2 separate regions of the Mus musculus genome follow, and region 1 is linked to region 2. A link is a loop called in an ENCODE intact Hi-C map of the cell type or tissue named here. Cell type or tissue: left cerebral cortex. All regions are shown on one strand. Each heading gives the region's core, and the rest is flanking DNA. Links, peaks and the distances in the headings are about the cores only. Region 1 has its middle 90 kb from the start of Gm31552. Region 2 holds the start of Gm31552 (a long non-coding RNA gene).

What was found. A loop is a pair of places that touch in the nucleus more often than their neighbours do. Peaks named below come from ENCODE experiments on the same cell type or tissue, not always from the same donor. Only the 100,000 strongest peaks of a DNase experiment are listed, where the experiment ranks them.
Region 1: a loop joins it to region 2, with 6 times the contacts of the local background. A loop is called at or near these places in 3 of 42 quality-filtered maps.

Annotation. Positions count from the first base shown.
Region 1 is chr3:20,724,101-20,740,012 of GRCm38, forward strand. No RefSeq gene overlaps it. Among named protein-coding and RNA genes, the nearest start is that of Gm31552, 90 kb to the right of the region's middle. In left cerebral cortex, for the core only: no CTCF peak of the experiment used is centred there; DNase peaks (open chromatin) are centred at 6,567, 8,142, 9,669, 10,472 and 1 more place; H3K27ac peaks cover 1,877 bases.
Region 2 is chr3:20,814,614-20,830,525 of GRCm38, forward strand. Gm31552 (a long non-coding RNA gene) reads right to left here and starts at 7,748. Exons shown (of 4, transcript XR_389614.2): 1 at 7,686-7,748; 2 at 7,405-7,586; 3 at 2,335-2,472; 4 at 1,772-2,148. In left cerebral cortex, for the core only: no CTCF peak of the experiment used is centred there; DNase peaks (open chromatin) are centred at 6,325, 6,888, 7,290, 7,797 and 1 more place; H3K27ac peaks cover 4,748 bases.

The sequences.
Region 1 (15,912 bases), core at 4,983-12,982, 89 kb before region 2:
AGACTATTAAATCTCAGAGCTAGGGATCGAATCCTGATATGTTATGAATCATTTGTTTAATATTCTCTATGCTCTGTGCACTTATTCATAAGTAACCTTCTTTAATTGTACACAATTATTCTGGCATCTGTTATTTTCCCAGCTGACCTGCTGAATAATCAGAAAAGGACAAAGCTGTGGTGGTTTCTCATCAATGAAATAGCACATTCAGAAGCCACAAGATTCCTACTGTGCCTCACTTGGTGACATATTGCTTCTGTATCACAAAGAGTCTGCTCTAGAGGCTCGTGTGGGAGACAGGGCATCTATTGGAGATGGATGTAAATGAACCTATGCATCAAGGGCTCAAAGTAACACCAAAGTATTATGAATGACATTATCAAGGGCATCGTTTACATAAAGTTGAATTATCAGAACCCATCTTGTAATGACACTAAAAAATTGAACAATACCAAAAATCAATGCCTCTGCAGTGTGTAAAATGTGGTTTGGATTAATTGGTTCTGGTATTTCTCTATACCCTATCTTTTTTTGGGGGAGGGGTATTTATTTCATTTACATTTCCAATGCTATCCCAAAAGTCCCCCACACGCTCCCCCACCCACCCACTCCCACTTCTTGGCCCTGGCGTTCCCCTGTACTGAGGCATATAAAGTTTGCACGACTAATGGGCCTCTCTTTCCACTGATGGCCAACTAAGCCATTTTCTGATTCTGTTGTCTCTTATATACTTCTTCAATTAATGAGTGAGAACATCTCCTTCCAGTTGTGTGCAGAGCCATACTCACCAAATTGCCACAAAACAGATATATAATTCAGACTGGCACTCCTTTCCTAAAAATGCCTAATTTATAAATAACACTATTATTTTCACTTCCTATACAGAGTTTAATGTATTGTCAGGAAGCAACAACATTGAAGAACTTATTGTGACTGGAAATACTGTTGATTCCCCTTCTCTCAAACTGCAGAAGCTGTGCTGTAGGTCAGGATACGTGATGTTAACCAAGGTCTGTTTCACAGCTCTGTAAATTTCCACCCCTGCAAGCAGGTGATATGCATTTTGTTTAAATTCATGTTTTACAGAAGAACATCACAAAGAACTGTAAGATGCCATCTACTTGTTCATTATTTCACTCATACAGCAGAGAGATATTAGGAAAAATTAAAAGATGAATATGTTAGACAGTTGCTACTTCTTAGGACAAAAGAGATAATAAACTTGCCTTGTTTTTTGAGAGAACTGTAAAAACCATAAAATCTCTCCCTGGACAGAGTTTCAGTAAATCAGTTTTGAGTAAATCAGGAAATGTCTTTGGATAGCTTTGAAACTGGGGTTCTTGGATTACATAAATGGAAATGGCATATGATTAGAGTTGACCTCTGACTCTCATTCAGAGTCTAATTGTAAGCAAGAAGCTCATTCTCTTAACCAAAAAGGGGGGGGGGCTTTTCAAGGACCATCTTCATTCACTGGATGGTTTGTCAAAGACCAAGTAACCATAGGTGTGTGAGTTCACTTCTGGTTCTTCAATTCTATTCCATTGGTCTACCTGCCTGTCTCTATACCATTACCATGCAGTTTTTGTTTTTGTTGTTGTTTTTTTGTTTGTTTGTTTGTTTGTTTTGTTTTGTTTTTTACTTTTACTTTTTTTTTTTTGTATTATGAAAAAGTCTCAGGCAGGCAAAAATAGTACAAAGAATTCTCTAGTCTTCACTCAACAACCTCAAGTGTTAAATCAATTTCATAATCACAGTGAAACAGTCTGAGAAATAGGAAAAGTCACAGTCGACTAACCTACAGACATCATTTGCATTTTGTCAGCTATCTTTTTTTAAAAAACCAATATTAAAAGAGTGCATTTTCTAGTGTAGGGCATACCATACATGAAAAAGTGGCCACAAAAATGGGCTATGCAATGTATATGACCCCTGCTTTGCAAGCCTTGTGGCGCTTTTGGGAATATCCAGATCTGTAGCTCTTCTTTCCCCAAGGCTCCAGGGGATGGAATGTCAGGAACATATGGCTCCCGAAGGCATTTTTCCTGATGCTGTAAAGCTGCTTGCCCCGCTGCAGCCCTGAGCCCACTATGGTGGCTGCAGCCCCAGATAGCCATGGAACCAAGCCATAAAGAGTGTGTGCAGATGATAAGGGCAGCTCATGCTGTAAAGCTGCCCACCACTCCAGAGTCCACCCTGGTGGCCACACTCTGTGGGGCGGACCACACCTGTAGCTCCAGATACCTGAAAACCTAGCCATAGAGAGTGTGTGCATGCAGATGATAAGGAAAGCCCATGAAGTAATATATGAAATGCCCTAGTTGTAATTGACTGAATTTAGTTTAAAAACCCCCGGTCTGGCACAGCAACTCGTTCAACTTCCCGGGGCCCAATGGAGAAACATCGTGCTGAGAGACAGTCCATGTGGACTCCATGCTGATGCCCACACGGACACCAAGCCTGCGCCACCATGGTTCTACTACAGCATATCTGACAGCCTGAAAGAGAGTCGCTGACCACTGAGCCAGGCTATGCCAGCCGGACCGGAAGATTGGTGAATCGTGTGTGTGTGTGTGTGTGTGTGTGTGTGTGTGAACGAGTACGGTCCCATTTTGCCATTTATTTTATTATTGTTGTTTATGAATAAATAAACTTTTAGAACCTCTCCTCTGAGTTCGAGGATTTATTTTCTGCCTTTGTCTTTAACCCCGATCCACAACAATTCGCGACAGTAATGCAACAACTAGCATTACAGAGGGTTGATTTTTAAAAGAATGATATAAATATTCATAATTTGAGTTCACGGTCTATTAAATCATTGTGTTTTCATATCAAGTATTTTGTATCTCAGTTTCCCACTGTGGTACTGGACACGGAACTAGGAGAAGATGCTAAGACTAGGAATGCTTAACTAAGTTCACAGAAAGCTGATATGTAGACTGTTAATAGAAAGATTCACAAAAATGTGCAAAAGTATAAGTATGGTCATATTTTTAATGCAATCATTGTTTAATATGCATTTGTATGGACTGTTTCATCAATCAACTCCTGTCAATCATTGGTGAGTTCTACCTTTCATAAGAGCTCTATTTTGATCAGCTTTTGTAATTTTAATTTAGGATATACTTACTTCTTTTGCTCAATTTATTCCTATGCTCTTAATTTTACTTTTTGTAGTTACCATTGGTGAGATTCCTTTTAAGTAAGATTTCTATGTAAGTAACATTACTGTGTTGATTAGTATTTCCCAACTAGATACAAAGTTGAGTTGCCTGGAAAGTGGGAACCTCAATCAAGAACTTGCCTTCATCAGATGGCTTGTAAGCATGCCTTTGGGAACATTTTTCTTGATTAACAGTTGCCATACAAGGGCCCAGCCCATCTGGAGCAATGCCACCCCTGGGAAGGTGGTCCTGGGTAATATAGACAGGCTGAACCAGCATGGAAAGTAGGCCCATAAATATCCTTCTACAGTCTCTGCTTCAGTTCCTGCCTCAACATTCTTGCCCTGAGTTTCTCCTGCTCTGGTATTTCTTGATGATGGACCTGTAAACTAAAATAACTGTTTTCCACTCCAACCTGTTTTTGTCGGTGTTTTATCACAGTAACAGAGAAGCCTAAGGCAATTATTATTGACTTAAATAGTATATATCTTTAAAAGATTGTTTCGGTGGTGATCAAACGCTGAGCCTTGTATATGTGAGACAACTTCTCCATCACTAAGCCACATCCTCAGCAGACAAGCACACTACTGCTGATTTATATTTGTCAAATTTATATCCCCAAATATACTGAAGTCAATTCCAATGTTTTACTGGCATTCTCCAACTTTTCTATGTATAGTATCTTACATTTGCAAATAGTAAATTTGATGTTTTCTTTTTTATTTTATTTTATTTTATTTTTTTAACATTCTTAACCACCTTGTCAAGTCTTCTAGTACTATTTAAATATAAGATATGAAGCAGAAATTTTTTATTGTTTCAAATATTAGAAGGGAAATTATTTAAAATCTTTCAGCTTTTCTCCATTTGCTGTGTAGACTTTACTATGTTGATTTATGCTCATTCTATTCCTAATTTTTGTATACCTTTCATCACAATAAAATTGTTGAATCTTAATTGACTTTATATATCTATCAGAATAACACTATGACTTCTGTCTTTCATTTCGTTGACTGACATATTGTATATATTGACTAGTCTATGTTCAACTGTTGGTATTTGTTAGTATATGTTGAATTTCAAGCATATGTTTGATAATGATATTTTGAAATACTATTGGATTTGATCTGCTAGTATTTTTGTTAAGACTTTTTTGACATCTATGTTTATTTTAGGTAGTGCTCAACAGACTTCCTGTCTTGTATCTTTTATTATTGGGGTATCATTGTAATGCTACTCTTGTAAACTGAGTTTTGAAGAATTCCCTCCTTTCAATTTTTTGGTTAATAGAGGAGAAACAAGAATTAAGTAAATGTCTTCTTATTTATGTAGCAACTTTGAACATAAGCACAATAAGAATTGTACATATTATGGAAAATTCCTTTTCAACAGCCACTGTAATGTTTTTATCTTTCCTACAGATTTCATTCAATAAATTTTAGTGAGGTAGAAGGTAATACAAGGCATAGAGATATTTGTTTTCATATAATGCCACTTAATTCAATTCTATTCACTTTGTTTTACAAAGTTATATTTGTTTTAATCCAATAAACATTGAGATTTTTACCATAATCCAACATTCTTACCTTATACATTAGTTAATTCAGTGACAAAGTACCACAACATAATATTTTTGCCAATGAAAACACATTAACTATATAACTATAATACACAGGGGAGATAAATCAGCTAAAACATCAGAGAAAAATTATGCTTATAATTTGAAGTCTCTTGCTGAAGAACGAAGAACTCCATTTTTGTATTTGAAGAGTTGCTTACCACCTTTGAAATAGGGCATGCACAGAGGATTTAAAAAAAAAAAAAAGAAGAAAAAAAAAAGTCTAGGAAGTTGAGCCACAGACATCCAACCTAAAATACTGTAGTGACAGTGTTTACAGAAGTGCAGAATAATGTCTAATAAATACCTGTTATAAAAATCGAAGCATAGCAACCCCAATCCATCCAAAGATCAGAAAAACATGTGCCTCTTTTATTCCTTGTATTATAACAATAGAGATATAATATAAAATTATTTTTAAAAAGTCATATGGGATAAAGTAGACCATAATAGCCCCAAATAGAAGTTATACTGGGACAGTATTATCTATTGTGACTTAGATAGCTTCCTGTTTCTGCAGAGGACAAGAGTTTATTTTCCTATGCCAACTGGCTCACAATCTGCTCTGTCTCCAGCTCCAGAGGAATCTCCTGCCCTCTTCTTGTTGTCAAAGATACTTACATGCATGTGTGTGAAGAAGTCAGTTCAGGACCTTTTGGAAAATTCCAGCAGAGGCCTCTCCTCCAGAAGGGGAAGGCTAATTAACATTCTGCAAAATGGAAGACCAGCCACCTGCAGGTGGGGGAGGCCTAGACTAGGTAAACACATTCCACAGGGTAGACTGACCATCAGCCACTTGTGTGTGTGTGTGTGTGTGTGTGTGTGTGTGTGTGTGTGAAGTGGGGGAGGTCTACAGCATGTAAATATTCCACAGGACAGACCCTGTCACCTCATTCCCTAGAAACCAATCAATTTAAAAGTCATACTGTTCTGCCAATCACATTGTGCCTAATGGCTGTTGCTCTGAAAAACTGTATAGACTGACCAAATGGGCTGTGGCAGATTGCCATCTCTCCTTCTGGTGTAGGATGACCCCTATGTGTTGGAACAATAAATTCCTCTTGCTTTTTGTGTAGATTCCCAATTCCTGGCTCCCTGTGGTTCACTCAGGGGGGTCCCCTGGTAAGCTAAGGCTTGAAAGAGTCTTACATTTGCATATATGCAGACACCTACAAGCATGTACACACACACACACACACACACACACAGAGAGAGAGAGAGAGAGAGAGAGAGAGAGAGAGAGAGAGAGATCCTTTGACTACTTGACATTTTAACCACATGAAAAAAAAAGGCCTGTTAAAAGGTGAAGTGAAAGAACTGGGCCAGCAGCTCAATGGTTGGGTGCATTTGCTGCTCTGAAGAGGATCTGGACTCAGTTTCCCACATTCACATGGTGGCTCCCCAACATTTGGAACTCCAGTTTCCCATCACCACGCCTTTCTGGGCACCAACCACTCATGTGATGTTCATATATGTAAACACTCAAATTCATGAAAGTAAGTTTTAGTTTTTTGAATAAAGAAGCATAATCATCAGACATGTAATCCCTGATTTCAAAGTTATCCCAGAGCTTTTAACTTGGGTTAATTATAATGACATGGAGACATCTGTATTCCATAAGACTGTTGGCCTGTTTTCTGGAGCAGTACTTCAGCCAGCCCATCTGACTGTACCAGACTTCCTGCCACACTCATTTCCATTGGTTCACATTCAGCTATAGCTCTCTGCCCTGCTCCCTTTCTGCTCCAGTTCCCTGACTGGGTAGTTCTGCCCCAGCTCTGGCCACCAGCTCTTTAGTATGCAAAACTTGGCTCTCCTTTCTCATCTAGTCTAAACCAGTCAGCAGCAGGAAAATTCCAGGTCTTTCTCTCTGTGTTGTCTTCAGGCATTGCAGCTTTTGTGACTTTCCCAGGCCTGCTTGCTTTTCTTTCTGGGGAGGTAAGGAAGTAATAAACATTTACATAGCCTGCTAGCTTAGTACCACCTGCACAGCAATGAACACAGTGACAAGCTTCCACGGCTTGATGTATGGGCATCCCAACACAAAGTTGTTAACTTTTCTTTGACTATCAAATACTAACCACTTCAGATATAGTCACTAAATTCTTAAACTTTCCGTGATGTATTCTATTATCAAGTCATTTCATGTTAGCCTGTGACAATTTAAGTTTTCCTATTTCATTAGCCAAATTGTGATTTAGACTTGGCATGCAAAAATCAATTTAATTTTAATTCAGTTGGATGTTTATTGCATAATGCACTAGCCAAATGTCACGCATCTATTTAAAATGTATTTGACAAGGTTTGTCATTCAGCTTTTTAATACAGTGTCTCTCTTACTCAAGTCAGAAAGTGTGTGAATAAAATCCCCATGGACCTGTTTTAAGCTTTTTCACCAGTTCTGTATCATTTCATCATCAGGAATCTGTATCATATCGTCACTTCCCGAGGAGAGCAGAGCAGGCATAAAGCAGGGACCTTCCACTTGAAATCATCTCAGAACAACATGACTTCAGAGCTCAAAAATGACATTTTCAACTCACATGAGTATACACACACACACACACACACACACACACACACAGGATCCTCCAGTCTCCAAATGTCTTTCCTTTCATAAATAATATAGAAAAACTACTTCCTATATTTCAGAACTGGTAAGCATCCATTGGAAGACAATACATGTAAAGGACACAAGACACAGTATACTTGTTATTACTATAATAGTTATATCAACTGTGTATATTCTTTTTTCTCCTCATTCCCAAAGCAGAGATAGGTGGACCGATATGAATCAGAGGTCAAAGTGACCTGAGTAGTGAATTATAAGCCAGCCAGGACTCTGCACTTAGAGCCTGTCTCTAAAACCTAAATCTCATGATATAAAGTAGTAACCAAATAAAATATTTATTTTTATTTATAATGATATAATAATAAAAATAATTTTTATTGAGGTAGCAGGGATTAAATCCAGGGACTGGCAAGTGCTAAGCAAATGATCAACCACTGCACTACATTATCATCCAATTAAGTAATAATTGGTTCATAATGTTTAAAATAGATTTTTCTGTGTATGCATAAGTATTACCATACATTTACTGTCTTAACTGATTGTTAATGTTGTTCATTTGTTGTTTAAATAACTTCTGGAAAATCTTTGCAGTGAACTACTTTTGCCTCTGATTTTAATTTCAAATTCCTAATCTATGTCCACTGATAATAGGACATGTTTTTCTGTATGAGTCACTATATTGCTCAGTAGCTCTCTGTGAATCACCATTTTGCTCAGGACTTTGGATCACCTTGTTCCAAAGCTCCTTTTGGTTCTGTGGGATTACATCTCACTGTGTGGCTCTGTGGAGCTACTTCTGCCTCACTGTGTGGGTCTGTGGAGCTACATCTCACTGTGTGTGTCTGTGGAGCTACTTCTGCCTCACTGTGTGTGTCTGTGGAGCTACTTCTGCCTCACTGTGTGGGTCTGTGGAGTTACTTCTCACTGTGTGGGTCTATGGAGCTACTTCTCCCTCACTGTGTGGGTCTGTGGAGCTACTTCTCCCTCACTGTGTGGGTCTTTGGAGTTACTTCTTTTTTTCCCCCATGAATAAAGCAGAGTAATCCCCCAATTTCTATTTCTATATCTCTGTCTCTCTTTGTCTCTCTGTCTCTGTCTCTCTCATACACACACACACACACACACACACACACACACACACACACACACACAGACAGATTGACTGACTTACTACTTTCCTCCAATAACAAGATTTGGTCCCTTTCTGAGTATGAGTGAGAAAAATATTGCAGTCCCCTCTGAATTGTAAAACAGGAAAATCAAGCATGAAAATTGATTATTGGATTCTGAAATCTCTAAAAATAGAACTAACAAACTTGGGGGGGGTATTAAATAAATTATCTACTTGATAGGAAACATATAGTTTGTTTTGGAGAAGTACCAGAAAACAAGTGCTCACCTATTTTAATTAATATTTTAAGCTATTGACATATCAATGAATTAATTGTTGAACTGTTCCTACAATTGGAAACAGCTACTCTAGACTGCTAGGGATTTTTTTTTAAGGAAGTAGCTAAGAATAAGGGAATTAGTCTTTACCTTTTAGGGTCATGGGATGGAAACATGGAAGGTATGATGAAGGGAAACAACATAATTGGTTGCCATTTGGGAAAGAAAGGAGTGTGTTCTACCCAGCTGTGGCTAAGTGTTCACATTTGGGTGCAGGAAGGTGAGGTGGCTATTTGGGCTCTAGAAATTATTTTTTAAAACATTAAAATGTGTTTATTCATTTTTTAATTTATTGGCTTAATTTTTTTTTTCATGTAATCTGTCCTGATCACATTTTTCCCCCTCCTTTCATTTCTTCCAAGTGGCTTAGAGGTTAAGGACACTTGCTGCTAAGAATGATGACCTGGGTTTCGTCTCCAGCTTCCTATAGTGGAAGGAGAGGATCAGTGCTTACAAGCTGTCTTCTAACCTCCACACGTGCCATAGCATATGTACTCATATACACACATACCCCCACACAAACTGAAAAAATACATGCAGTGTAATACATTTTTAAAAGAATAAGTTTATAAGGTACTCAGCATACATCTAGATTAGTTTTTCATTTCTTCTTTCAACTAATTTGTGACCATCCAGAGGTTCTGGCATACAAGAGATTGTTTAATCTAATACCATAATTAAAAAGAAAAAGAAAAGAGAAATGCAGCAGGGGGGCTTAGAAAGGAATACACAGAGAATATTCGATTTAAGAGAATAGTCTGTGGAAGACAAGCATGGCATAGCTGTCTCCATGGTGACCCTAGTTTTCACTGCTAAAACCAAAATATTTTCCACAGGAGAAATGCTAAGTGCTCAGCACTCAGCCTGACCTAAGCATTTCCTGATATACAGGTATATCCAGACATTGGACTCTAATATGTAAGACATGCAGTTAGCATTGCCAATTAAAAGCTAATAAACATAAAAACAAGATAACAGATAGAGTCATTGGGCTGGAGGCCATGTGGTCTTAGTGCACAGCCCTCTTCCATCAGCTTTTTTACCAACTGAATTGGAACATGACCAGTCATAGTCAAATGGGGAAGGCGTGGGGGGGGGGCGGGTACTGCACAGGAATACACTGTTCAAATGATCTTGTAATAGCTCACATTTCTGCTCTACTCCAAGTTTAAGATTAGTACGTAGGAGCAAAAACCCACAGGCTCTTTTCTGAACTAGCCTAAGATTTGTCCAATTGTCCATTGTAGGACAAATAGGATTGGAAGCAATCTTTGGGACATAAGAGAGGAGGAGGTGATAAGGAGCCATGAGGAGGGATAAGCAGGTGACAATAATGACCATTACTGTGGAAACAAGTATTCATAAAGAAACAGAAAAAGGTAGGTAGTATTCTCTGTCACTTTCTGTCCTCCCCTCCTTCTCTCACTCTTTCTTTCCCTGCCTTTCTCCCTCTCTAAATCAATAGCACTTCTAGGGACCTATCAGTTTTTCAGTGCAGTCGTTGAATTAAATGCAGGAAACTGCCCCTTCCCACACAATAAAGCAGGAACAGATTCAGTATTCTGGTTATGTTCCTGGCATTCAGCTTGATAAGCTGCGTGGGAAGCTACTTGTCAAAGCTTTCTGATAATAAAAAGGCTCTTTTCACATTATGAAGATATTCCTTATCTACTATGGTTTGAGAAGCTGCAAAAATTCTCCCAATTTTTCTATTTACATTCTAATCTTCCACATGTGGTTTAGGCATGTGACATTTTGTTTTCGGGTTTCTTTCCAAGGTTATGTGGGATGCTGTTATGTTTTGCTTTGTAGAACAAGTCAAAATGAGGCTGCCTGCAACTGGGAAGACTTCTAAAGCTTCTGAGTTCCTGGTTCTGACTGTTGACCATTCGTTCCAAATCTATAGACTGCATAAGGAATCTCAATTGCTTACAATGGCCCAGATAAAAACTTTGCCAGATAGCAGGCTTCTATGAAAGCAGTCTGGCCACATACATGGATTGAAAGGGCATCTATACATTTATTGGAAAGCAAACTGAAATAAGAAACAAAGCGTAGTTAATTGTTTTTTTTTTTTTAAATGAAATCAAAGGGCTTGTTCCATAAAATTAACTTTTATACTGAGAATCTTTTCTAGAATGGTTTGCCCCTTTAAACCTTTTGGTTTTATACGGATTTCTTTTCTAAATAAATAGGAAAGTACATTATTGGAAAGGATACAATTTAAGATGGTGCACCCCAGGGAAGGTTTGAGGAAATTGCTACTGTTTCATTATGTCCTAAGTTATGAATAGCATCCACAAAAATGAAAACCCAGGCAAGTATAACATAGAAATAAATGTTCATTTAAAAACAAGTCAGGAACCTACACCTACTTCTTTTCTATGTGAAAAAATGAAGGGCTTAAGCACCACAAAAATAACTGTATTTGACTGGATGCTAAGTGCAGGGTAATTCAATACATCACTTATCATCTCACAGAGTTCTCAAACATAATCTGCAAACAAGAGAAGGACACAGAATTCTAAAGCAGAAACAGAGTAAGTGTTCCAGAGTTATGCAGCATTCCCACAGTGGGTCAGTGATAGGAACCAAGTTTTACTGATAATAGAGATCATAGATCACACCATGCTGCTGCTGTGTATGAGGATATATGGGAAGCTTAGAGCAAGGCTTGCTAGTGTGACAGGCAAGCACAGGGAATAGATTAGCAACCTGGCGCTCCACTTGGCTTTGGCTATTTACTTATTACGTTCTCTCTTCTAATAATACACTTCACAACCTCAGACCACTATCTGCACATATTGTATATACACATCTTCCCAAAAAGTCTTTTAGAACAAATAGCAACCTAGGGCCTATATGTGCATCCAATTGCATGTGCACCCTTCTCTGAAAAATCAATATTTTTTCCAATCAGTAACTTTCAAATTTTACAGGTTCTAACCAGTCTTACTCTAGTTATATCCAGGTATGAAGGTGAAAGGGTTGTCCCACTCGAACTGGCTTTATGTGCCTATGCAATAAGGCAAGCTTGTGCAATAAGACAAACCATGTTTACCAGATGAACTTTCAGGGGAGGATCTCCTACTTACCATTCCATTCCTATGCGTAGTTATTATATGCATAATGTGGTATGCATATAATTAAAACTAAATGCAAAATGGGAAGAGAAATGTGTAATGAACAAAGAGATACATAATCTAGTCCTGTCGATCAAAATAGAGAAGGCCTGTACTGCAAGCCCTAGCAACCAAACTCCCTTTCTTGAACCTCATAAGAAAAAAACTTCAATAAAAAATTATGGACCTTGGCTATCCTCACACATGTCATCTATTGTCATGCATGATGATGTATTTCTTTCTGACATCTAATGTCCCCTTGTTTTAAATAAAATTTCCTTGCTACATTAAATTGTCTGGGCCTTTATTTCTGTTCTTTGAATAGAAAGACAAAGAACCTGGAAACACCTTGCCCAGAGCACAGCCACATATATCACTAGCATCATTCTGTATCGATTATAATTTTAAAAAGCACACTATAAAGACAAATTCCAGTAGGGCCTTCAAATTGTTACCATCAGGATTTTAAAATATATGTTGATAGAATACACACACACACACACACACACACACACACACACACACAATTTAAATGCACATAGATCAGTGGTTCCCAACCTTCCAAATGCTGTGACTCTTTAATGTGGCAATCACTAACCAAAATGTATTTCATGGCTACTTCAAAACTGTAATTTTGCTAATATTATTATGATGTAAATGTGTGCTATGCAGTATATCTGATAGCAAACTCTGTAAAAGGATCAGTCAACCACCAAAGGAATTGTGACCCTCAGGTTGAGAATGGCTGATATAGATTAAACTTCTACTCCTTTAAATACCATCCTTAGTTCATTCTTTCTTTCCCAGAGGTAGGTCCATAGTTACATTTTTACATTTGTATACTATGTCTATAACTAGCTACAGTATTTTATAAATACATTTAGTATTGTTTCTACTAATGTACCATGTCTAGGCCTTGTGCTACAACTTGCTCTCAAAATATTTATTTTATGATATACTTCTGAGGTATATTGATGAATATTGTTTTAAACATAAACTTCAATACTTTTCATTTTAATTATTGCTAATCTATAGCAAGAACACATCATTAATTTTTTGATATTCTTTTGATTATGTATGTTGTGGGTGCACATCTTTGTATATCAGAATGAAGATAAGGTTATTCCATAGTGTGCCTTTGGAGGTCAGGAGATAATTGTGGATGTCTGTCCTTACCTTTCACTGTGTTTGAGGCATAGTCTCTTTGCTAATCTCTGATATGTATGCCTACATGGGTTATTCTATTTTTTTCTTCCATCTTGTTACAGAGGCACTAGAATTTCATATACAGGCTATCTTTGTCTATCTTTACACATACACATCTAGTTTTATATGGATTCTGGATTCAAATCCAGGTCTTCATACTAGCAGCAAGCTCCTTACTAACTGAGCCATCTCCCTAGCCTTTTAGCATTCTTATTTGTAATTCTTTTTGTTTGCCCCCCCACCCACCAGCAATCCATTGATTATATTGATTACAGTGAGGAGCTAAATGCACGTGATTTGGTTGTCTTTCTGAATGTTTCTCTAACACATGCATCTTCGAAGCACAAGTGTGAGATCACAGACTAAGCAATATTGAAAATTGTCCTGGATCCTGTGGAAGGCTCTGCAAAGAACATGTATACTACTGTTTTCAGCTGACAACTGTATAGCTGTGATATCTTGTGCATTGATTCTTTTTATTTTCTTGGTAAGTGTCTAGAGCAGATTGCTGGATTACATAGCACTTTTATTTTTAAATCTCAACTTCCAACTGTTTTACAGAGTGATTATATTTTATATCTTTGGTGGTCCTAATTTATTCATTTTTTTTCTATTTTCAAGTGCTCACCTACATTAGATATCCCGGGCTACTTCATGTTAGAGGATTAATAGATGTGTATTGCTATTGATTAGCATTGAAGGAAGACCAAAGTGTGGGTGTTTCAGTCTTATTTAGAAGGGGAACTAAATAATCACAGGAGGTAGAGAGGGAAGAACCTAGGAGGGAGAGAGAAGGGAAAAGAAAAAAGGGGACAGGATCAGGTGTGGGAGGAGATGCAGGAGAAGTACAGGGAGTCGGGAAATTGAACAGAAGTTTCCATCAGTGGGGGTTGGGGAACTGGAGGTAGTCACTAGAAAGTCCCAGATGCCAGGAAAGCAAGAGGTTCTCAGGACCCAACAAGGATGACATTAGCTGAAATACACAACAAAGGGGAGAACCTATCCAGAGCTTAGGCACGGTCCCCTGTTGAGGGATGGGGGCACCCACCCATCTCAAAAACATTAACCCAGAATTGCTCCTGTCTAAAGAAAATGCAGGGACAAAGAGTGGAACAGAGACTGAAGGAAAGGCCATCGAGAGACTGCCCCACCTAGGGATCCATTCAATCTGCAGACACCAAACCCAGACACTATTGCTGATGCCAAGAAGTGCTTGCTGACAGGAGCCTGTTATAGCTGTCTCCTGAGAGGCTCTACCAGAGCCTGACTAATACAAGTGTGGATGCTGGCAGTCACCTGAGCAAAGTGACCCCAATGGAAGAGTTAGGGAAAAGACTGAAGGAGCTGAAGGGGTTTGCAACCCCAGAGGAAGAACAACAATATCATCTAATCAGACCCCCTCAAAGCTCCCTGGGACTAAACCATCAACCAAAGAGTACACATAAAGGAACACATGACCCCAGCTGTTTATGTAGCAAAGGTTGTCTTATCTGGAATCAATGAGAGTAGAGGATCATGGTCCAGTGGAGATTGTATGCCCCAAGGTAGGGGAATGCTAGGGAGGTGAGCAGGAGTGGATGGGTGAGTTGGGGAGCACCCTCATAGAATCAGGGGGATGAAGGATATTATAGGGGGGTTGAGGAGGAGAAACTGGGAAGGGGGATAACTCTGAAATGTAAATAAATTATATAACCAATAAAAAATAAAATAAAATAAACAAAATAAAAAAGAGAGAAAGAAATTTCCTTTTCCAACAGTGGATGACAGCGTCCATGCTTTTGCATTCTGATTATTTTTGGTTTTTTTTTCTTAATATTTTATAAAATGCCTTAAAATATTTATTTTATTCTTAATTTATAAGTAGTTATACATGTGTTCATCTCTCTGTGTGTATATGCCACATGGTATAGGTACCTGAAAAGGCTGGAAGAGAGCATAAGATCCCCTGGGATTCAAGGTACAAGCAGCTGTGAACCACCAATGGGGATATGGGTAACAACCTGAGGTCCTCTCTAGAGTAACAATCACTCTTCATCTCTGAGCCATCTCTTCAGCCTCCAATTTGGCTTATTTTCAAAGCAGTTCTCAGTATGTATTCAACTGTAGGAAATAATAAAGCAGATCCAAATCTCCCTTGAACAGTTTTCTTTTGTGGCAACACAGGAGACTACTAGAATACACCACTTAGCCGGGTAGAGTAGCTCCACCATCATAACAATATCCCACATTGACATGTGTTAGCCATGTGGGCTTCTTGATAACTATTAGCTGGTCTTTTAGTATTCTTTATTATATCCACTCCAGAACTATCACATCTATTATCAAAGATGTCTGTGATAGGCATCTTTGGGGGTTAGTGCAGAATGTTTCATCTAACTCCCTAGAGCTCCATATTGGTGGGAATATGTATCTGTGGATCACTCTATGGTATTTCTTCACCTTTGCAGGAAATCCAACATAACGTTAGAGCTTTTATGAATGAGTGTGACATAAAGTGTGGGCATATGTGTTATGTGACCATAAGTCTTTTTTTCTCTGAGATATAATAAGAACTCAAAAACCCATTTGCTAGGACTCATTATATTTGCATGTTTAGTTTTATAAGAAGCTGCCAAAATATTCTTCGGAATGGCTTTCAACTTATATTCCTAGGATCTCTGTATGAGAGACTCAGTGTCCAAGCAGGTGGTATTTAGTACAGTCTCCACTTGATACTTCAGTACCGGGAGGGGCTTGCAGTCTCAGTGTGTTTTAATTTGTATTTATTTATAGCTAACAACA
Region 2 (15,912 bases), core at 3,337-11,336:
CTGCAACTAAGGCTGCACCTTCCTCGTTGACATTCCTTAGCCTCTTACAGTGCCAAGACTCAGCTGTTTTCCATGATCTCTTCATACCTTCAAACCACCTAGGTTATTCTTACACATTACCAAGTCCAACTGCATCATAAGGTACAACCTTGGCTATCTCTAGAATACAGCTTCTTTGTGATCTCAGGAAACACTTCCCAGAAGACCTCACCCTAATAACACTGGTCTCTTCTTAATCACCTCTAATATCTTAGCTCCAGCTAACCAGCATCAATTGTCCCAGTAGTCCCTTTTATTCTAACCCCAGAGCCACATGGCCAACGCTGTTGAGTTCTGCTGCTTTGGGTCTGAAACAACACTCCTCTCCCCATTCCATTACCAGATGTTTTTCAACTCCTTCACTGCCTAAGCGTGGCTGTTCCAGAACTTCCTGTGTAGCTTGACCTTAAACTCAAAGATCTTCATGGCTGTCTCCTGAATGATGGGGTTAAAGGTGTATACCACCACTCCTAGACTTAAGCATTTCTTCACCTAGAACTTGCTCTGTCTAGGGCTGGCCTTGAACTCAGAGATCTGTTTAGCTTTCTATCCTAGGATTAAAGGTGTATACTACCATGCTTGCTTAGTTGGGTAGGATCTTGCCCCAAAGTGATCACTCCCTTAATCTGTTTATCTCCTTGAACATAGGATTCAGCTCCATTTCACTTCCTGATGCCCCTTTATTACTTGAACTATACATTGTATATTTTTCCTTACTCAGGTTGCTCCTTTTGATTAAAATGCTTTTCATAAGAGGGAACTTTAGTAACCACACAACAGAACTTATACCAGGCTGTTTTGGGACTTTCTTTGTCAAAGCAATAAATCTAAATCTCTTCACCTTAGCCTCAGGCAGACTCTTCAGACACTCGCAAAAAGCAACCACATTCTACATCAAAATACCCCTAAAACAGTCTCTTCACCACATACTGAAATTTTTCTTCACTGAAACCTCTTGGGCCAGGTCTCAACAGTTCAAACCATTGTCTACTACAAAGTCTTGCATATTCCTACTAGCATAGCTCATTAAACCATTCCTCTCTTTTCCAAATCAAGTCCCCAAATCCACATTCTTTCAAACAAAAGCAAGCCCAGGTGTATCACAGCAATACTCCACTCCTGTTACCTACTGCTGTCTTAGTTAGGGTTTCATTGCTATGAAAAGACACCATGACCACAGCAATTCTTATAAAGGACAACAATTAATTGTGGCTTGTTTACAAGTTCAGAAGATCAGTCCATTATCATCATAGCAGGAAGCATGGCAGCATATAGGACACTCCCTGGGCCAAGTATATTCAAACCACCACAGGTGTAATCCACAGGTTTTTGACTAGAGTTAAGTCCCACTCTATTACAAGAAATATATGCACTACATATATATATTACCATATATATAATGCATATAGTGCATTATAGTATAAATATGACCAGGAACCTATGGTTAGGCCTTAAAGTGAACATAACTACTATTACTTTTCTAAATGTATATAACTTCAAATTGCCCTCTAAGTTTCTCTATACCCACTGTTAGTGTGGCTTTCATGTATCCTCAGAGAACTTCTTTTGTGCAGTGGATGATGGTCAATGCAGGAACTGACAATAAAAACAAAGTACAGACAATATGTACCTATGAAGTGCTCAGCCACAAATTAAACATCTATATCAAATTCTGTATGTTAGTTTACCACTACTGTAATAAAAACAATTTGTCCAAGACAAGTTATATTAGGAAGGGTTTATTTGGGGTGTACACTTCCAAAGGGATAGGAATCTATAATAATCATGAGAGAGGAAGAATTGCAGAAGTCAGCCAAACATGGCACTGGAGCAGCAGCTGAGAGCTCATATCTTGATTCACAAATAGTTAATTACTGAGCTACTTTCCCATGCCCCAGTTGTTCTTTGACATAGCAGAATTGACATCATTACTTGCTTTCTTAGTTACTTCTTACATAGTTACCAAACTCTATTTTCTTTACAAAATAGCATGAACATGGCAATTTATAAAGAAAACAGGGTTAGAGCTCAGGGTTATCCTAGTGAGAATTATAGCAGCAGGCAGGCAGACCTGGCACTGGAACCATAGCTGAGAGCTCACGCTATGATCTGTAAACAGGAAGCAGAGAGCAAACTGAGAATGGCAGGAGACTTTTAAAACCTCAAAGCCTGCCCTTAGTGCCACACCTCTTCCCACAAGACCACACCCCCTAGTCCTCCCCAAGCAGCTACTAACTAGGCAACACATATTCAAATGGTCTAGACTTATTAGAGACATCTCAGATCCTTTCCCACCTGGGACCTTTGCTGAAGAGGGGGCAGAAAAGTTGTAAGAGGTGGAACTGGGGTGGATCAGAGTGAAACAGTATTTTCTGAACATGATAAGATCACTAATATGCAGCTTCAGTTGACAGCATAAGTCAATGTTTTAGCCTGCAAGAGAAAGGGGCTCATGAGTTTCTGCCATTGGCTGATGAAGTATTGATACTTGATGTTTTCTCAGAATAGGATACATAGTTTTCTTTAAGGCTCATGGTAGGTATACCATGTTTCAGTATGTAGTTTCTCCAGAGACTAAAGCAAACTTTCCAATAATAATGATGATACTAATAGTTAAATGCTTCTGTGTTATAATACTCATTATGGCAGGAAGCATTATAATAAACTCTAGGAGTTTCAAAATGTATATTCTAAGATTTTAATGGAGAAATGCTTCCAAGTTCTGTGTGCAGAGGACCTCATTTAATCTTTACAACATTCCAGCAAGTACTCCTTTTGCATGAACAGAACATAAAAAATATGTTATTTTTAGTTTAATATCATTAATAAGCTTTCCTAAAAATTGAAGGTTGTCTTAAATTTTATACACATGCATACATATAAATACACACAAATACTACATACATATTTATGGTTGACACATTCAATATACAACAAATATATATTACCAGATGCATAAAATTCAAAGTCTACATCAGGAATACTAAATATCTTATAATAAGGCAGATAAAATTATATCAGAAGGAATGGTTTGGTTACTGCCAAGATATGCTTATGCTCTTAAGAACTAATTGGCAAGAGTAACAAGGTCTCCTGAATGGCTAAAACAGCAATAAACAAATGAGAATTTATTGAGGGTCAGTGTAGAAATGCAAGAGGAACAGGGGGAGGGGGAGGGGGTAGGGTAATTTTGGAGGGGAAACTAGGAAAGGGGATAACATTTGAAATGTAAATAAAGAAAATATCTAATAAAAAAAAAGAAATTCAACCAACAAGTTGTTGGGGATTATCTTGGCCATTCTCAGTAGGTCTTTCTCCCATTAGAGTCTCTCTGTCTGTCTCTCCTACAAATGAACCTATCATGAGATGCCTTGTGACATCCTTCAGAGCCCTGGCTTCTCTTTTTGCCATTTTGGAGACATCTCTGTCTGTCTCACAGTAAACACTGTGAAGATGTACTTTTCGTTCTAACAACACTAGGTGTTCAGGGTCCATGTTGCATCTTCCCAGAAGAGTAAATTATTGGGCCATCATGAACCATTTCTTTACAAGCACAGTAAATAATGCCCAGTAACAATTAAAATATGATCATATAAGAATAAAACCCATGAGGTTTTAATTGAGTTACACAGAATCTGTACAAAAAAAATCAAAAACAAAAACGATACAAAACAAAAACCATTTCTGTGTGTATGTGTCTCTGAGTGCCTAGTATCCATAGTAATGTTCCATAAAACCAGGTAACAGAAATTTTCACTGCTGTAGCTATCAGGACATAATTGCTGATACAGAGGAGTTTGAGGTAGGTAATTTGTAAACTGCCCACATTCAGTTTGCTGTGCAGTCTGTCTTGTGCCCAACAGCTATTATCTTTCAGACTATTTTAGAGATAGTGGAGTACAAATGGAATGAACAAGACCTCAGGATACACTTAGAAGTACAAACTTTAAAAGTTACTGTAAACTTTTTTTTCCCCTGACCTTTGGAAATATTTAGCACTAACATTCTACAGGTTGTTTTGTTCTACAAGTCTCAAACTCAAGGCAACCTGCCTGTTTGAAACTGAGTGATGAGATTATAGATATGAGCCTCTATTAGCTAAATTTTGCCAATTTGATTAACCCAAATGCATTCTCAAAATATTATTTTACATTTTCCTTTTACCCTCAAAAGAGATCATTTACTTTTCGCTCAAATTGTCTATTCTGCTATGAAGTGTTCTTTAGGGATGTCTCCTCACCTCTCTCCCTACTCTCTCTCATCTATGCATCTATCCATCCATCTACTCATCTATCCACCCATGAATCTATTTTCTGTCTGTCTGTCTGTCTTGAAGTTAAGTGGGTGATTTCCTTTCCCTTATAGCCGGATAAGAATAATCTCTAATTTGGATGCAGCACACTCATGACTCTCTGCCACCTCTCTTTCTCTTCTTCTCTTTCTGGAGATGGAGTATATCTATGTAGACTAGTGTGCTCTCTGTTTCCTGTGTGCTGGGGTTATAGTATGCACCAGCAATCATGACTTTCCAAAGTGTAATCCTCATCAATTAGTGTGTTAATCACCTAAGAATTTGTTAGCAATGTATGTTTGAGAGCACCCAAACCTCTCCAATCCATCAGAACCAAAGGAGGAGTTTAATTTGAATGTGACCGGCAACTTTAATGTGAGAACCACTGGATTTGATTCCACCAGTGGGGGATGGCTGTCCTTTGTTGCACTGTAGAATGCAGATTTATTTGAAAGCCAGCATCACATTCAGTTGGATGTGGCCTAATCTGTCTTGGGCAATATGTATTGATTTTAAAAGTCTTATAGAAAAGCCATCCCTATTTTTATGCAGTACTCTTTCTAGTCATGGACAACCCTGAATTGAATATGTATGTGATAACATAGTTCCCCCTTGTACCTTTTTATTTATGATATCAAAGATAATGGTTCACTACTAATTATAAAAGTGAAAAATTACTGTGAAGGAAGGTACCTCATATAACCCCAGGCTTTCCTTACTATTCTCAAAGCAGGGCCATTGACTCTCTTTAATAGAGACTTCAGGTGTTGAAAAGCTAATTCACAGCTCCCCAGCTGTCTACTTGTGGGGACAGCTTTCTTCTGCTCCAGGCAGTAATTGCTTGACTGCTAGCCTAAATTGCCCTAGAGAAGAAAGCATAGCTGAGCTTGCTTTTTATCCTGTGGATTTAGACTGGTAACTAGACTAGCTTCACAAAGAAGAACCAGGTCTTATACACAGTTTTTCTGTAATTCATGCTGCCTTCCAGTTGAGACATGAGGAACAAAATTATAAAGGCATCTACTAATGAATGTGTTGTTCGTTCTGGTAAGACATATTAGGTTTCCCAGGCTATGATAGGATGGCAGGGTTATGGCTGTAATAGGTTTAGATTAGTAGAGTGTAGCTTGACAAGTGAGAGGTAGTAATTCAAAAGAAAGCAGGCATAAGCAGTTAAGAGTTCATCCTGCTCTTTCAGAAGCCCTGAGTTTGTTTCTCAGAAGCCCTACTCAGGCAGTTTGCAATCCCTACAGGAAAATCTCCAGGAAAACAAGAAAACCAATACTCTCTTCCAGACTTCCCATATGCTCAACATATGTGTGAACAAGCGTGCATGTGTGCACGCACGCACAAGCACACACACAAGCACACACACACACATACATTCACATATATATACATGAGTTATTTAAAAACTATTGAAAGCAATCAAGTGATTGATCAGACTTAAAATTAGAGGATTCAAAATAATACAACCTCTTGTTCTTCCAGAACAAACCATTTTCTAAGTAAAAATGGGTACATAATGAGATAATAAACATTATTTCTTTTGCTCTCTGATGGGATACACAGGACTGATGTCAGATGCATTTCATAGATTCTGTCAAACACCAAGGTTTTTGTTGATGTCAAAGTCATAATGAAGAGGCAATAATAAAACAGTGGGGAGTGACCTAAGGATAGTAAGAGCAGTGTGTTCTTTCAGCATGTAAGGTGAAATTCCAATTCCGAATAGAAAGTGAAGTCTACAAGGACGTTGTGGATAGGCTTCTTGCAGCAGAGTCTATTCTTAGGAAAAATTTCAATTCTATGCTCCAGTGTCATAGTGCTTATGCTAAGTTCTATAGAGTGCCATTCTTTCAAAGCCAAACGGTATAGATTAATCTAATATAGATGTGATGCAGAAGTACATTCTCAGTATACTCTGAAGCTAGCATCTCTTCCACACAGCATGGATGAATCACCTAAATGCTTAGAAATACAGTAATGCAAGATTAGACTAGGCAGTTGCTTTAACTCCCTTTAGCATCCCTCCCAACACACACACACACACACACACACACACACACACACACACACACACACACAAAGTGCAGCTAACTGGAAGCTCAGGCCAGGGTCTGATATCCCTGTTTCCAGCACTCTGTCATAGTAATTAGTGCTTGTTTTGCAGGGGCCTGCCTTTTCCTTTTTTCATCCAGGAAAGGCCTTCATCATCTTGAAGGTTTGTTTGTTTGTTTGTTTGTTATCTCAAGTATCACCTTTTCTGGAGACATTTCATTGTCCTGATATTCCAGAGAAGACCTCTCCTATTCCACAGTCACATATTGTGTTTTCTATGTTAATTATTTCATATCTCTCTTCTACTCTCCTTTGAGCAGACACTCAATATCTTACTGTAGCCCAAATGTCAGTTTCTGGCATACAGAGGGATGTAAGGACAGATACTCTCATCCTTGGAGTGAGAAATGGCGCTATGGCTAGATTTTTGCTTGGGAATTGGGAAAACCCCTTAGGAAGTGACATATCTGTAACAATATTAAGTAGCTGTGTTGACTGTTGAGAATCAGTATTATAGACTTGAAAGGTATGAAAGTGACTGAAGGTGAATGAAGCCCCAAGAGGAAGCAGGTGAACTGCGTGGAGCAACAAGAGGGCCAATGAGTACTGCAGTGATGTTTGCCTAATCTCTAATGACAGACACAGAAACCAAAGTTAGGTGGGACTGCAGAGTCTGCAGCATGAACAGCAAAGACAAAGCTGATGAGCTGGTGAGATGTTCCGAGTTTGAAAAATACAGACAAGAAAGGAGAGAATTGGATGTCAGGAGAAAAGCAATACATTCTGAGGAAGTCTGTAGACTCTGCATCCTGGAGTTTTCCTGTGGTTATACAAAGTAAATTGTCACTGCCAACAGGAGTCCCACAATTCTCTGATACAGAAACTGTGCCTTCCACACAGATGCCAGAGCCCTGCTATACTTTAATAAGAAAGGAAGAATAGCAAGATTTTATTCCTTGGGTAGGAGTGTAGGTGGCACCACAGCTAAAATTAGTTATAAAAAAAAATGTTACCATCCTTTGTGCTGTGGTTGCTCTTCGTCGGTGTGATTTGGAGCACAGTCACAGGTGAACGACAACTTTCTTCTTTTCAGGCTTGCTATGTTTGCTTTCAAAGGTCTCTAGGTCTCTAGTCTCTTGGGTTAATTTTCATCACAAACACGTGCTCTAGACGATAAATACTTACTGGACTAACACTGCGAAGATAAAACGAAAGAAAGAAAAGATGAAAACAAAGGAAGAAAGAAACACAGAAACAAAGAAACAAAGAAAGGTAACTGGATCAAAAATTTTACAGGAAAACTAGGAAGAGTGGACATGGCTCTGTCCTGCCAGTCTCCCAGGAGGAAGGCTGGGAGGAAGCAAGCCACAAATAGTAACTGACAGCTCGTCAAGCTGTGCCTGGGTGATCCTGACTAAGACTGTTATATAAGCAGAGGTTGCTTTGCTTGTGATGAAAGGGAAAAAAGAATAAAAGAGCTATCCACACTTTCCCATCTCATTTGGCAGACTGAACTTGAAAGGTGTCATAAGCCTTATAAAGAAGGTTGATTTTAATGTGTCTGTCAGGCTCTTTTGAAGGTCTTTGTAGCTCCAACCATTTTTATGTTTGGAAACCCCAGCCTATGTAATGATAAATCAATTTAAATGCACAAGGGCCTAAAAACAACTAATTTGCATGCTTATATTTATATGAATTATTGTTGTTCTCTCTCTCTCTGCTCCCCATTCACTGTTTGCACATGTGCACATACATGCTTGTGTGTACATTTGTGCTCTTATGTAAGCATTGACAGATGTGTGCAATAACATGCAGCACCTTAAATCGTGGTTAAAACTACTAGACTTATAGAATATGAGGATTCTCTCTCTATTCCCATTTCAAGTTAGGAATGCTGGTATTAGGAACTCCTGCTACTATATTCAGATTTGTGTAGGTTCTTGGAATATGAACTCAGGTTCTTACAGCTCTAAAGCAAGTAATTTATCCACCAAGCCATCTTTCTAGCCATATTTTCATTCATTGGCTACATATTAATCACTATTTATTGAATACTTATTGTAACAACTCAGTATTATAAAACTGCACTGTGTTTCAAATTTGTTGGTTTTTATGACATTCATAGGTCATGAACATTACTTCTGATAACATCCATGGATAAAGTGGCCTGCTGATAGTTTAACAGGCTTGTTTCTCTAAAGAAATGTTCTATGTTGAAGCTATGGCCTCTGAGAGTAAATTTAAGTTCAAACATTGCAGCTAAACCCTGTATTCCAAGCAATACCTTATCTTTCTTTCTGTCCCACTCATCAGTAGCACCATCCATGCAGTTTCCCTGTGTTACATACAAATAGACAGAAATGAAGCAACTTGGATAAAGTGATCACACTCATGAAAGATAAAATGGGTTGTTATGGAGACAGATACAAACACCAGAAAGTTCAAGGAAGTAATTTTTTCCCTTTGCGAAAATATAGGTAACATGCAGCCTTCTTTATTTTGCAGTATTGCCATATAGAATCAAGTATGATAGGTATGTTGGGAGTGTTTATTTTTGTTGTATAGTGGAAACAGTAGAGGATGGCAGTCAGAAAGATCTGGTTTTAAATTCCAGATTGTTTCTTTGAATAGCAAACATAGTTTTTGAGCCTGCCTGAAATCCAGCCTCCCAACCCACAAGGAGGTAGTCTAGGATGAATACTGTCCATGTTTTTAACTATCCAGAAGCTGAGGGTGTGACCTTATGGGGAAGTAGGATCTTTGCATATGTAAGTGGGTGATGATAAGGTTGTACTAGACTGAAACTCCACTCAACTAAAATTGGCTTTGTTTTGTTTTTCGGAAGAGAAATTTGAACATAGATACAAGAGGGCAGAGATCACACTGGTCATCCACCAGCCAAGGCATACCAGGAACTAAAGAAGAAGTGTTATTATCTAATACTGTCGAAGGGACCCTGTTTGCAACTGGATTTTAGATGCCCAGCATCTAGAACTATGAAAGAATAACTATGTGTTTAAAGATACTTGACCCATCTCAATATGCTATAACGGTCTTAGAGATTCTATAGAAGGATCCTATAGAAGGCATTAATAGCAGTGCAATCTCTGCCACTCTGGATGTGACCTGGGTCTTGGCGCACTGTTATGGAAAGGAGCATGCAGCAGGTCCATTGGAGGCATCAAACATCGCCTCTTTCTGCCTTGTTTACTAGCTGCTACCCTCATTTCCAATTTTTATCTCCCAACCTATTGCCATCACTGTGTTCAGTATCTCCTGACTCGCAATTATCTTTTTGACATAGTATTGAGGTTAGGGTTTCTTTTACTGTGATGAAATATCATAATCAGAAATAACTTGTTGAGGAAAGGGTTCTTTTTGCTGACGGTTTCATATTACAGTCCATCATTCAGAGCAGTCAGAGTAGGAACTCAAACACGAAAGAGCCTAGATATAGGACCTAATGTACGGGCCATGGAGAAATACTGATTACTCGCTTGGTCCTCATGGCTAATTCATTCTGCTTTCTCATAGCATCCAAACCACCTGCCTAGGTGTCATACCACTCACAATGGGCTGAGACCTCCCTCATCAATTACAAAGAAAATGTCCTACAAGATTCTCTACAATAAAATCAATTTCTTCATTGAGATCCTGCCCCCCCAGACAATTCCATCTTCTGTCAAGTTAGCATAAAATTAGCCAGAACATTTACAATAATATAGCATAAACAAACATGGATTCACATTTTAAGTGGTCCTCCAAGTCACTGCTTGCTTCTTCCTGCTTTGCTCTAGTTAGGGTAGATAGAGTGGAAGGGTACATGAAACCAAACGATGAAAACTCTTTGACTATTATAAACCTGTATCCCAGCTTGCCTGCCATGGATAAAATGTTACTTATACACAAAACAGAAAATGAAAGTGGTATTGTTATCTGTACTTTCCTTAGAGGTCCATCATGACAAATATGAAGGATTTCAATCACAGTCCCCAAATTTATTGAAACTCTGTCGCCAGTCATGTTACTTTCTGTTCACTTGTCTTTGTGGTTTTAGTTTGCCTTCTATCCTTCAATCTGGGCTCCATGACACCAGAATACTGTTGTAAAATTTCTCTGGAAAGCAAAACAGTGGTTTTACTCACACCAGAGAGTTAACTAGTGACAGATCCCCAAGATGATTGCTTTCAACTTCACAGGTGAACCAACAGGTTTTAGTGAGATTACTTTTAGTACCATAGGTAAATTAAAAATTGCTATACTAGTGAAGAAAATATCTTTCCCCCTCCCACAACTGTTAATAGCTTAAATATCCTCCTGGAGGTATGGGGCCTTTGAACCTCTCCATATAACAGCCATTATCTATAAAGGACTGAAGAAGGGCAGAGCATCATGAATACCCCTTTCCCTATCACAGCTGCTAAAAGTTCAAGAGGGCAATGGCCATGTTTTCTACCACAACATTCAAGTTCTATTACACCGGTTTTTAGGTCAAGGCTACAGAAATTGTCAGCTTTCACTTCTTTTCTCCTGGGATGCTGACACCTGCTTTCCAGCTATAATCATCAAAGAACACGGAGCTGCCCCATGGAGAATCATATGTAGGTATTCCAATCAGAGAATCTACGTAAGAGATAGTACCACGATGTATTAGTGTTCCAGCTACATGACTCTCTTGCCTGTCAGCACTTCACTTCCTACCACTGAGTTCCCTAGGCAGTTAAGAACTGCACAAATGGAATAGTTGTGAAAAATCTCAGCAGTGCTTGTTTCATTCCACTAATTTTAGGGTAGTCTGTTATACAACCACATGGAGTGACAGTTGGTTCTTTTGACTTCAGTTTCCTCCTCTGTAAAGTGAAAAGAGGAACAACGATCTCACGATAGCTTGAAAATAAAAATAGTCAAAGTAAAGAAGATTTAGTGTCCCTCAGACTGAGTTGCTGCAAACCACAGTTGTTATCACTGGATATTTTCATGTTTTACTAATGCATGAGTCAGTTCTGTCTCACTACAATGAAGTAATTAAGGTCACTAAATTCTAAGAAAAACAGGTTTGTATCCCACAGTTTCAGAGATACAAAGGTACAGTGTCTGAATTTGCTCAGCTCTGGTGATGCAATAAATGTTGGCACCAGCGCACAAACATGGGTGAGAGCAATCTTCTCATCTGGATCAGTGAAAAAAAAATAATAGGCAGAATCCTCTATTGTACATCACTCATAGCATCTCCTAATACCTCCATCCTGGCGCCTTTGTATATGGACCTTTCAGGAATCTTGCATTATCCAAACCAATGGCAGCTGATAGGGTGAATTGAAAAAACATGGTCCTTCTTTGTAAGTAGTTCCAGCATACTGTGTGATGGCATCAGACAGAGAAAAACCAGTGGTATCTTAAGTGCTCATTCTATTCTTTACCCTGTTTTGTCTCTATGCTTTGTAATCAGAAGAGGCACCAAAGCCTCCAGCACCCACAGACATGAATTCTCCCATTATTTGCTAGTCTCAAGGGTATGCGAATGTTTATGAGCCTAGAAAAAAAAGGAACCAAAATAAACTTGGAAGCTAACTACACCAGCTTGCTGGCCTCTGTTATAGGTACCTACTATGGTAATACTTTCCAAGCTGTGGGTTGTGACTCCTTTTAGGTGGAATGATCTGTTCATATGAGCCACCTAAGACCATCAGAGAGTACAGCTATTTCTATTACAAATTATAACAGTAGTAAAACTACAGTTATGAAGTAGCAACCAATGTAGTTTTATGGTTGGGGTCACTACAAAATGGGGGATGGAATTAAAGGATTACGGTGCTAGGAATGTTGAGAACCACCGTGATATTTGTTTTCCTTTAAAAGTTGAGCCTGCTTCCTGAGACAAACAATGCTGCTATGAACATGGATAGACAATGAATGTGTGCTCAGTCTGGCTCCAAAGAACATGCTCTACCAACAAACCAGAGCTGGTGGCCTTCAATTTTCTCTTGTTTCATTTGCTACTTGTTTAAAGAAAACATTTCCCATTTTGGAAATACAATAGCAAACTGCAGAGGAAATCATTTAAACATCACAGGAATGGGGCTGTACACCTAGCAACATTGCCACATAGTAGATAACTCCTTATCTCTAGCCAAGGGAGTCCTGGCCAGTTATTTCTATAACCTCCAGTCCCTGTTGGAGGAGCCAAGGAAAGTGCCATGTCTGAAAGGAATCCTTAGCACCTACAGTAGGACCCATTAGTATGATGAAAGTAATCAACTTGAACTTGTGGTTGCCTCAGTTTTGAACCTCCTGTTTTACCATAGGAAAGCCCTTTACCAAAAGGCAGAGAGTAAAAGGGATACTCTGGAGAGGGAAATTGCCCTAGCGGTAGTCTGTTTCATATAATAACTATACAAAAATTCCCAAACTAGTGTATCAAATTATTTTTCCCATGACACAAGATCTGCCTCTAAAGCAGCACCTCTTTTCAGATTTAAGGAGCACCAGTATCTTTCTGCATGGAACATTACTTCTACATAGATGACAGCATTTGCTGGTGACATAGATATAAAGGAACTGAGTGTAAAAATTGTTGCATGGAGAAGCTGTCCTGTATTTCGGTCATTAAATTAAATCCTACTATGAATAATACATATGAATGGCTTGTGATTTTCTTTCCCCCTAATTTTGCTTGAATTCCAAAGTAATTCCTCAGAAATAGAAAGAGGAGATTTAAAAATGACCTGCAAATTTGCCATTTTAAAAACCACTTTTCAAACTAAGAGGGTTTCCAACTTCGCTGCCGGCACAAGTGACAAAGATGAAAAAATCCTAAACTCAGTTCTCAAAGGTGTCGTCCTTGACTAGGAGGATTACGGAGCATCAAATAGCCCTTTGCAAAGCAATTGGAAGGAAGTGGAGGAATGGAAATAAAATCTTAATTTGAGCATGAAAAATTATATCATTTCTTACATTGAACCAAAATCTTCATGGTCCCTCTCTATTTTACAGTCCACCTAAGAAATTTTGCAACAAAATAGAGCACTTTTTCCTAAAGAAGAACATTTCAGTGTATGTTATGGTCACTATCTCATTTGTGGTGAGTATAATAATATTTTTATTAGGTTTTAAGGTCTAGAGGATATTATAAGAGCACATTAGAGTGCTAAGGATTAGAGCTGGAATTACGCAGTGCATCTTCATAAAATCTATTTTTTCTTCCAAAATATCACTTTATAGGTCAAACTCCACCTGGGACGACTGGGAAGAGCCTCAGCCTCTAGGTTTTACTGTGGGATCGCACAGAAATGGTTCTCTCTGGTGCTGTGCTTCTTCTCCCTGCCACACCCCCTGCTGCAATGTTCCAGACTCTTAAAATCATTTGCTTAGGAAAAGATCCCATAAAACCTTTTTACATTGTATCCAGTCTGTGTTAAAACAGAAATATCCCTGCAAGGAGTACAGATGAAGGAGGGAAGTGTGTGAGCACCCCTCATCTTCCTGAAGAACATCACTCAGACTAAGGGAGAAGATGGGTGGCCCAAGGTAAATCCTAGAGGAGTGGAGATACCCAGGCTGTGTATGGATCTTCAAGAGAAAGAGACTCAAGCTCTTCTTCGCTCACATCTGAAAATATCCTAGGCTACAGGCATTGACTATTTTCTCAGTTGCCTATGACCTCTACTGCCTATGATCTTCAAATCTGTTCAGGTCATGGTTCATCTAATCCTTTCTTAGGTGTTGTTCATACTCTACCTGTGAAACTCATGCATGTCTGCCTTTGTTATTTTCCACATACAAACGACCTTGATGGATGGTTTTATAACACAAACATGTGAGCAGCTCAAAAATATTAGGCAGCTCGGTTCGAATAATCTATCTCTGTTATTTGTACCAACTTGGAAGCTGGCTTTCTTTCAACCCTGCTGCTCACCTCCCCAAGGTCTCCTTCACTTCAGGTCTTCATCAATTTGAAGGACAGTTTTACTCAATCTGCTTCTTCCTGTTTCAGTTTTTTTTTCCCCCGAGCCTGTTTTTGCTTTTTCCTTTTCTCAAACAAGAAACTAAAAATATTCTTTTCTCAGAACTATGGTGCCAATTTGTAAAATAATATCTCTACTTAAAATTTTATTTCTGTCTTTGCATAAGTGAAATACCAGAGAACAGTTTTAAGCTGAAGGTAGCAAGGAAACAAAAGCTTTTATTAGAACTGGTGCACAGCAGGAACTCAAGACAGCAAAATGGGTTTAGATCCTGGTGTGCCACACGGCAAACCTCAGCTTTGATTTGTCCCAGGTACATAGACCCTCTCTATTTTCTGTGTCCACTAACTTAGGTTCTTGATTTAAAAGCCTTCTGGAAAACAAATAGTGTCATTTCAGGTTTTATTTTGTTATTGTCTTCAGATTTCCAAATGTCGCCTTTCAGAGTAGCTTTGATCACCCCTGTCTACAAGTTAATAATATTTTCTTTGCACAGGCTTTTGCATGAATGACTTGGGATCATAACCTCTCCCCAATTATGTAATATTAAATCTCTTCTCTAGCAGCTGGGATTAGAATGAGGAGAAATTAATAAGCTGCAGAGAGACACAAAATGAGTCATTAAGACCAGGGACATATTTCAGGCACTGGACCCAAAAGTTCTGCTTATTGACAGACCTACCAGTCTCCTGTGAATTAATTTATCAGCCAGCTTAAAAAAAAATAAAAAAGAAAGAAAGAAAAGCAAAGCTGAGTCATGCTCTCTGTATGAAGCCTGCTGCTTGGTGTCAGAGAATGCTTCTTTGTAGTGATCTCTTTGGTTTATATAATTATCTAAATTATTCAAGGAGGTTTATAAACATTTCCAGAACCGTGTTTTTCACATAAAGATTGAATGTGGATCTCCTTGACAAGGGTTCAAAGTCCCCAATCCTAAAGAACAGAGTAGTGTTTTAGTGTGTTGGCTTCAGACTTCTTAACTTTTCATTTAGTGTGAACCCATTATGGAGGGCTTTTTTTTTTTTTTTTTTTTAATCTGAGATTCTTTGAGGTAAAGAGCCTTCTTTTACAAGAAAATTTAGAAAGAAAAATATTCCATTTGCAACCTCAGTTAGATGATGGCTAGAAAAGAACTATAAACACTTTAGAGCATATAGTTTTTTTCTCTGAAAAATTTAACTCTTAGCTGTGTGGTGGTGAAGGGGTCTTGTAAGTTAGACAAACGTCTTACTTACTAGGTTAGATTACTAGACAAAATGAATAATGTGTTTAGTATAACCTTCTCTAAATTACTTACTCTTTATTAGAAATTCAAGTTTAAACAGACAGTCTATATTTCATTTACTAAATCTAAGTATTTACCACTGAGGAGAATATATTTGCTTTAGAGTTTGTGGTCAATATTACAGATCAAATACTTGATGTTGGCATAGATAGCTTCCCACATATATAGCAAAAACCTAGGTACCCATGGCAGGATATCTGTACATTTCTTCCTGAAAGGACCTGAAAGTACCTAAGTACTGGTGATAGCCTCTTGACCAACATAGTCTTCCC